Linked DNA regions of Homo sapiens: region 2 is linked to region 1. Evidence: read pairs that join two places in POLR2A ChIA-PET (ENCODE). Cell type or tissue: MCF 10A. All regions are shown on one strand. Links, peaks and the distances in the headings refer to the core of each region. The heading gives the core; the rest is flanking DNA.

Region 1 (4,399 bases), core at 226-4,225:
ATTACTCTGGCAGCTTTGTGAAAAACAGACTGGGTTAAGGATGGCTTACGAAAAAAAGGCCAACTGGGAAACTGCTGCTGTATCCTTAGAACAAAGAGTAAGGGCCTAAACTAGCAAAGGAGCCCTGGGAGAGAAAGGAAGTATTGGAAAGACTCAGTACAAGGAAGAAGCATAACTTCCTGGCAGCTTATTTTGGGAATAGCAGGAAAGGCAAAGAACAAGAATAACACATTATGATAGTACATGTTGCCAAACTAGAGAGTGGAGGAAGATGATAGAAATACTAGTAATGAGGATAATTAATTGCAGCTTATATTTATCAAATGTTTCCTGAATTATGACATCAGAGTTCTAAGAGCTTCACAAATATTAACTCACTTAATCTTCCCTTTGATTTTGTGACGTAGATCTCAACATTTTACCAATGAGGAAACAGGCACAAAAAGCTCCAGTTACTTACCTAGAGTCACCTGTGATGTAAGTTAGTGAGTAATTGAGCTGAGGTTCACTCCCCAGAGCCTGAACCCTTCTGCTTCTCAAGATATAAAAGATATGGCTCAAGGGCCAGGGAACAGTTGTCCCCAGATCAACTTTCCAAATTTATCTTTACCCCAGGTGCCCACCACTATGATCATAATTAACTTCTTGCTATTTCCACACTTACTACATCCTTTTCCTTCTCTTACTGAAATAGCCTCAGCTTGCTTGCCCACCTCATAGTAATAATAATAGCCAGCATTTATTGAGCATTAATTATGGGCTGTCACAGTTTTATGTGCTTGATGTGTATGCACTAATTAATCTTCATGACAACATTATAAGATGGGTATTACTAGTAGTAATAGTAGTATTCTCATCCATTAGAAGGCAAGCTATAGGGAAAAGGAATATTTATCTGTTTTATTCACCATAATGCTGTGTGGTATATTGTAATGGTCAGCAAAGATTTTTCAAATGAATGAACTTTACAGATGTGGAAACTGAGGCACAGTTGGCCTAAAATGACACAATTAATAAAGAGTAGGGCCCTGCTTGGGCCAGACTCTGGCTTCATAGCCTGTGTAGTATCACTAACTCATACCAACTCAGCCCTTAACACCAGCACAAATGTCACCTCTCCTGGGAAATTGGAAGGAAAATGGATACTCTGAGAAAACCTTCCCACTCCTCTCCATTTCCCTTGGGATGTCTTGGATGAAGACATCTTTAATATCTTGCTGTGTCTTTAAATCCCATACAGCACCCTTGTGGTTTTCCTCACTTCTCTTTGGCCCTCACTCTCATTCTTTTTGGTGCTTCGATCCTCTCAGGCACTAATTTTGGATTCCCAGGATCATGCTCCCACCCTCAGCCTTGCCCTTTATCTCCCTTGGCCAAATTTTAGTAATAACGCTGTCCATGCAGCCACTTCCCTCCATTCCCCGGGGCCCATTGTGCTTGCTCTGCAGAAGATACCACTTGGGTTTCCATTTCTATCCAATCCCCAAAGCTCTTTTTATAGTCTGCAAATTGTGTTGCTTCTTCTCGGGCTTTGAAATTAGGGAGTGTAGGCTGACCTGGTTCTAGTACTTTGAAAGTAGGGCTGGCACCACCTCCTTGATTTATCATGTGGTAGCAACAGGGAGGGGACCATCAGTGAATACTTATTAGACATCTAGTAGTACAGCAAGGAGCTAAGGTGAGCATACCTGTGGGGGTGAAGGACTGCCCTTAGAGGTTTGCTGATATTGCAAAGCCTTGTTGCTTTGAACCCATACCTTAACATTTAGCAAAGGGAAAATGCCAAAAGGACAAGTAGCCTCAGCAGACTTCCCAGATAAAAGTAGATTGTATCAATGACTGTATTCTGTTCAGCACTGCATTCACTAGACTTAATGGACCATGAGGAGCTCTGGATCCAACAACTGATAATAATAGCTAAAATCAAAAATCTAGATGTTTCCAGTTGGAGAATTAGGAATTCATTTCTAGAGCCATGAGCTTATGAGGAAATACTATGTGATATTTCATAAATCACATATACTATTTTCTCTTTGGGAAGAAACCAGTTCCTAGGAAGCTAGGTATGGAAGGCAAATTGCCTTTCAAGGTCTCGTGTCAATTCCTGGCTTTAATGGGCTTGTGACTCATAACCACAGAGACTTCAGTCTAGGCCCACGCAGCAGCTTGGAGCTGGGAATGGAGGTTATTACTGCAGATGACTAAACAGCATCCAGCTGAGGTAGCAGAATCTGGTGCTGCTAATGAGAAAAGATGACTACTGCCTTTTCTTTTCCACATACCAGAGGTTTTCTCTGGTGGAGTTTCATTTTCTGCATGAAATGGCAGACTCGCCTCCCCAGACATAAAGTTGCCACAGATGTAGAATTATATAATGTTCAAACTAGAAAGTTCCCTAGAAATCATCTCCTCCATCTTCTCAACTTGTATATAGGGAAACTGAGGCAGAGAGACCAGGTAACACTTGATTTTACATAATTTCCTAATTAAGGCCTGGATTGTGTTTCTGAATCCAGCGTTTTTGCCATGGAAGCTACAAGAGTGTCTCCATGGGCCTTCTGGTAGTCTGAAGTAGCGTAATTGGAGAGGACAGAATATTATTTTGTGATTGACACTGTATTGACACTCCTTTTGAGGTTTGCCACATTCTGATAACCATAGCTACTGGGAAAGACAATGTCTTCATGCCATTTTGGATAAAAATAGGTGGTCAAAGACCAGTGAGCTGAGGAGCCTGTGGAGCTGTATAGAGCTTAGGCTTGACTGGTCATGTTGGTCAGAGGGGCTTCACACATATTTCATGTTTTCAGTCTGCCAAGTACTCTGTGTGGCAGATTGTGCTGTCAAAGTATCTAAGCTGGGGACTGTTTTCCAAAGTCCTTTTTCTTGCAGGAGTCAGGTTAGAGATGGCCAGAATGGAATTTGCATGAGATTTGAAAGGCAAAAGAGAGGCAGTGGCTGTTCCTTTCTGAAAATCTTTTCAGGGTCATATGTGGTGACAGACAGACAAAACTTGTCCAAACTCCCCTCTGTGTCCAGTTCTTCCAGACTGCTGGCCCTGCTGAACAATAGCAGCTCCAAGCCCACTAGATATTGGGCTGTACCACTAGATATTGTAGGCCAGTATCTAGTGGCAGGCTGGGAGCTGCTGATACAATGATTTGTAACCTCACCATGAATCCCTGCTTCACTGTCCTACTTTAGTCACGAATGTAACTAACTCCTCTTTGTGACTGGTTCATGACTCCCTCATTCTCCAACTCATCCTTACACACCTGTACTTGCTCAGCTCCTCTCACACGTGTGAAAAGTCTAATTCCTTTAAGAAGTCCTTTATCCTGCAGCACCTTAAGTGACCCTGCTCACCTAAGTGACCCCTGATGATTCATGCTGGATCTCCAGGAATGGCGAGCCCGGGGCAGTCCAATTCACTTGCCTCTCCCTGCATTTGGCAATTCACACGAAACCGATGTGGCAAAGGAGGAACCAGGAAGTGTTCTGTCTATGTGCAGGCAATATGTGTTGTCAGCACTTCCCTGGAAGATTCCTCAGTTGAACAAAGAATGTTTCCGACTCTGACAGCAAAGGGCAGTCAAGGGGGCTGGGGAAAACCTGAGAGCGGTGTATTCTAGCGGGCCTGCCCACCAGGACAATGCTTCCGTCATCCCAAAGCCTTTCCTAAGCCTTTGCAATGCCCCTCCACCTGAAGTCCTCTTCCACTCCTCATCTCCCACAAAAGAACTGAGCTGTACCATAAGATTTTTGGTACCTTTCTGTCTAATTGATCTGCATAGCTGAAGACTGGCTTCCTTAATATATTTTACAGTTCCTATTTCCAGTCCCTTCTGGGACCAGATAAGTTGTGAAAATCAATCTTGAAAGGACTATGATTAACTGAACTTTTTTAACCCCTATAAAATATATGATTTGTAGCTTCTCACATTATTATTTCCCACCCCGCCCCCCACCCCCACATCATTTAAAAACATGAACTGACAGTGGTAAAAAGTTAGAATATCATTTGAACGAACTTTCCAATGCCCAAGGCAAAAAAGCCCCCAGATTCGAGCTGAACTCTAAATGGTTGAGGAAGGATACAACTACATCTGACAGCTGGAACATCACTTTTTTTTTTTTTTAAATAAAAATTTCCCTCTTTTCTTCTTTTTGGGCAATGCAAATTTTCCTTTTAAATTGTGCATTGATTTTTATGTTTTTGAATAGCGAAGTCAGCAGTTCCCAAGAACCCTGATATGATATGCAGGCTGTTAAACAGATGTTACAGCAAGAAAAAATCTCTGGTCAAATAAAGTGTGGGAAATACTGGCTTTGTTCAAAAAAAGAGTTACAGAGTGGCGCCTTGTCTCAGGAGCTTTGCTAGGCACTGAACAAAATACAG
Region 2 (4,399 bases), core at 171-4,170, 230 kb before region 1:
GGTATAGGTAAAATGTTAAAGGAAACTTGTACTAATTTATGTCCTTTGAAGTGACCTTTTTGTGTCTCATGGACCCTGGGCTGTAGTACCTGACTATCTTCTGCAACTCGGATGGAGAAAATGCCCCTTCCTTACCTGGCAGGCAGTGAGCCAGGCTGGACATTAGATACATAGTCGACTTCACCTACTCTGTGATTTAGCTTCCAGCTTTACCGTTTGCTGTCTTGGCAGCAGCTTGTGCATGGTGAACTTTTCTGACTAGAACAGTTAATAACCCCCACAGATGTTGGGAGCCCAGTTTTGCAGCTGTTGATATGTCCAGTTGGATTTCTTGAAAGAATTAATCAATTTTGAAGATCTCATGCCGTGGGCTGCAAGCATAATAGGATTTAGGGGGAAACTTTATTTTATGGGAGTTTGAGTTGGTATTGCAACAGATGTAGCAGGAGGTTGAACAGCAGCTGAAGGGATGCAGGAAAATGGAGTTTAAAAAGATGTTTGTGGGCCTACCACTCTAAAAGTGTCAACTGTGGTCATTTCTGAATATTCTTTTCCAGGCTTTTTATGTGAATGTTTTAAAATGTGATCATAATCATAGAGTACATACATTTTCTATATTGCTACATAGTATTTGAAATAAATTTTATAGTTGTGTATTATTCCATTGAGTACCATCATTTTCTGCAGCATCCCTTTATTTTTGGGCATTTGTATTCCTTCTGCCACTTTGCTGTTGTGAATAATACTGTGATGAGCCTTTTTGTACCTATAACCTTTTCTATATTTTGAATGATTTTCTGACAGTAGATATTGAGAACGAGGTGATTGGGTCAAAGATTGCTGTGAACTCTTTGATGTAATCAGGTAATGGATGGAGTGACTTGGTTGGTGGGGCAGAAAGAGTTGGAGTCTGGGATAACTCCCTAGTTTCTGGCTTGTGTGATGTTGGGAATGGTTTGCATAGACAGGGCCACAAGTGAGGGGTTCATTTTGGGATGTGGGGCATTCAGGCAGTGAGGGAGCTTCAGGGACTGTTGAAATGCAAGGTCCGGAGCTTAGGGAAAAGCCAGGGCCTGGGGTTCAGATGAGGGGATCATGGGCAGCTACGTGTGGTGGAAGCTGTGGATAATGTTAGGATTGCTTAGAGGGTAGAGTGAGAAGAGGAAGGCGGAGGATAGAACTCTGGGAACATCATTCTGTGACAAGTAGAGAATGGAGAAGCACTAAGGAAAATAAGGAGTGTCCGGAGGTGGGATGTGGACAGCCAGGGTTTCCTTTCTTTTCAAGAGCTTACTTTGGTTAAAATAAGATTGAGTGGGTAGCTATCCCTGTAGAGCCTGGGGGCAGATTTATTTTGGAGGGTATAATATTACTTTTTTCCCAGATAGGCTTTTTTTTTTTTTGAATTAAAGCTATATAGAAGTTAAGGTTATTCTATTTGGTGCTGAGTGGGGAGCCTTATATGCATGGTACTGGGGTCAGGATTGACTTGTATGTATGTGTTATTTAAACTGTTTTGGTTGTTTTGGGCTTCTGGTGTGTATATGTTTACATAACATTGGTTGTTTTGGGGTTTCTGGTGTATATGTCTTTACACAGTGTTTTAGTAGTCTATTGAAATATATCAATATCATTTTTACACAAAAGAACATATTTTTTTTGAAGAGAGTGAATGTCAGATTTCTAAAAGTATGTCAATCATGAATGGATTTACCATTTAGCTACTTACAATAGAAGCACCCAGATTTTTCTGGGAGCCTTTGCTTTTTTCAAGAGAGTGATATTCCTTTTCAGAGAAACATTTGTCTGTGTTGACAATTTTAAAGAAGTATGTAATTTTAAATTATGAAACTCAAATTTAGTTTTTAATAGTAATTTCTGTGTTTATTCTTTCTATCTTTAAGAGCCAAGTTATAGAATGACATGTGACCTTGTACTCTTGACTCTATGTCTGGTTGTGGATTTGAAGTGTTATTTTTGTGCTTTCCTAAATGACTTAAGCACTTATGACTATATATTTGGATCAGAATAAATATGGTAGTTGGATATACTTTTGAAAAGCCAACCAGATTTTTAACCTGGTAATACCATAGTACTATTCATTCTTATGATTGTCCAGACTCACAGCTTTAGAAAACAGTCTAAGCTTTTATTGACTTCCAGACTTGCTGGATTTGTTGGTGTTCTCTTTTTCTCTGTAAAGTGGATCAGCCGATGCCATAGATACACTAATGCTCCAAGCTAGAGGGCTACCCTGTAGTGTGCTCTTGAGTTTCTTTTCCCACCAGTTGAGAAGAATGCTTCTCCAGACCTGACTGTGTTAATTCCCAGACCTGCGTGTGCCCGGTGTACTTATTATAGTTTAATACAATGATTTTAAACATGTGTGCCAAAAGAATTGTTGTTTCTATGAAAATTCATTTGAATTCTTTGGAAATCACCTGATAAGAATGAATTTCCATAAATGACTGCAGCTAATTTAGGAGTGGCTGAGATAAGTAAAAAATTTGGGGGATCATAAAATAAAAGTATCCTCACTGATATTATCAGTCATTCATGATTGGTGGGTTAAGTTGTGATTATGTAAAACTCGATAATCGTACTGGCTCAAAGCAGTAACCCATGTTCACACTGTGTGTCCGTTGTGGATCAGATGGGGACTCTGCTCCATTTGTCCTTAACCTTACTCCAGAACACAGTCTGATGGGGCAGTACCTTCTGGAACGTTGCTGGTCCCTGTGGCAGAGGGGACGCCTGCTGCAAAGGTCTTATTGGCTATATGCCTGAATTCAGCAAGGCGGGACGTAGAGAGGGGTATGGGGCATTTGTAAAGGGTAATGAGGTCTACCGCACTTCACTTTCCAGGGCTCTTTAGAACCTCACTGTTCTTTAAATAAATTGGACTTGGAGGATGATGCCTTGGGATGGTTTATAGAAGAAAGACCATTGAGTACAACAGTGGACATATACTCAAAGAAAAGGCTCCAGCACTATAACAAAAGATTGACAATAAATGTATATTTGTAGAGCTTCATTTAAAATGACTTGTTTAGGTATGTATCATTTTTTATGACTTCCAAATTTAACTGACTTAAAAAAAAATAAGCCAAATTGTCAATCCTTATGCATTTGGATAAGAGAACCTCTACTTTAGTCTTAAACGCTCCTGTCTCTCTTCCACCTCTGTCAAATTAGTTTCCCACCTTTTATGATAGACTCATCTGTGATTTCCCTTGGCACATCTCCTTTTCATTTCCATTAGCATTATCCTAATTCTTGTTCCTCAACTACTAGATTGGGGCCCCAGATGAATTCCTTGATATACTGTCTTGTATAGGGCCTGTATGCAGTGAGAAAAAGGCACTCTTTGGGGCAGACACAATCCCACAGGAGCTCAACTTTATTTTAGTCACCTTATTCTGCCGCCCCCCCTCCTCCCCAGCTGGCCCACTTTTATGCAGTACACAAACTGAACAACTGCACAGAGCAGTCCTCCTCCCTGCATTTAGTCGCTTTGCCAACAAATTCAGACTGCCCATCCTCTGCTTAAGCCTCCTTTAAATTTGTTGTCTCTATTGTGCTCAAAATCATTTTGGTGGCTCCCTGTCATCTGTATGTAGTGGCTGACCTCAGTTTTATCTTCCATGGGACCATCACCAGTGACTCTGAGCCTTAGTTGTTGCCATCTTGATGTGTGACATAAGTAATGACTGTAGCACAGATGCGCTGGTTAGGCTATGTAATGCTTCTCTCTCCCCGCCCACCCATTCCCACCACTCTAACACCTGTGAGCTCCTTAGGTCTGACTCCTAGTCTAGCCTTGGCTTACCTTTCATCCCAGCTTCATTGTTCATCAGGCTCCTATACCGGCCGTCCTCTGCTACCATTCTGCCAGGTCACCGTCTTCTGAATATGTTTTTTATTCTTGCTTTAAACTTCTTTTCTGCTTAATCACATCCAACTCACCTTTCATGGTCGAGTTTCACCTCTTCAGCTATCCTTCTGTGATTCTCCTGCTGTATGATAGTAGCTGTACCTCTAAACAGAAATGTTCATCTCTATATTCCTCCTTTTGAGGTGAATCGCCTGCCCTATATGAACATATTATACTGGTTATCTTACTCTTAAGTATTCTTTCCTCAGTTAGATTGCACATGCATGAGAAGCAGTAGATGTGTCTCTCATTCTTTCTTCTTTCATTGCCTGCTAAGTACTGTTTGTATACCAGTAGCATGGGTCAGAGTGGGAGGTTGTCAACAGAAGAGTCCAGCATGTATCCATGATGGACTCTCGATCAACTTTATATGATTAACTCATATAAAACAGCCCTGTATGGAAGCTGAGGCTGCCTCTTCCTAGCCACAGGATATTGACCTACTTTCCCCTTCTTATCTGCTTG

Evidence for each region. Peaks named below come from ENCODE experiments on the same cell type or tissue, not always from the same donor. Only the 100,000 strongest peaks of a DNase experiment are listed, where the experiment ranks them.
Region 2: POLR2A ChIA-PET joins it to region 1 with 5 read pairs; 3 of 35 experiments call an interaction of 5 or more read pairs at or near these places.

Annotation. Positions count from the first base shown.
Region 1 is chr2:191,484,946-191,489,344 of GRCh38, forward strand. No RefSeq gene overlaps it. Among named protein-coding and RNA genes, the nearest start is that of NABP1, 190 kb to the right of the region's middle. In MCF 10A, for the core only: no CTCF peak of the experiment used is centred there; DNase peaks (open chromatin) are centred at 2,156 and 3,426.
Region 2 is chr2:191,258,865-191,263,263 of GRCh38, forward strand. All of the region lies in intron 1 of MYO1B (myosin IB), which reads left to right. Among named protein-coding and RNA genes, the nearest start is that of MYO1B-AS1, 15 kb to the left of the region's middle. In MCF 10A, for the core only: no CTCF peak of the experiment used is centred there; no DNase peak of the experiment used is centred there.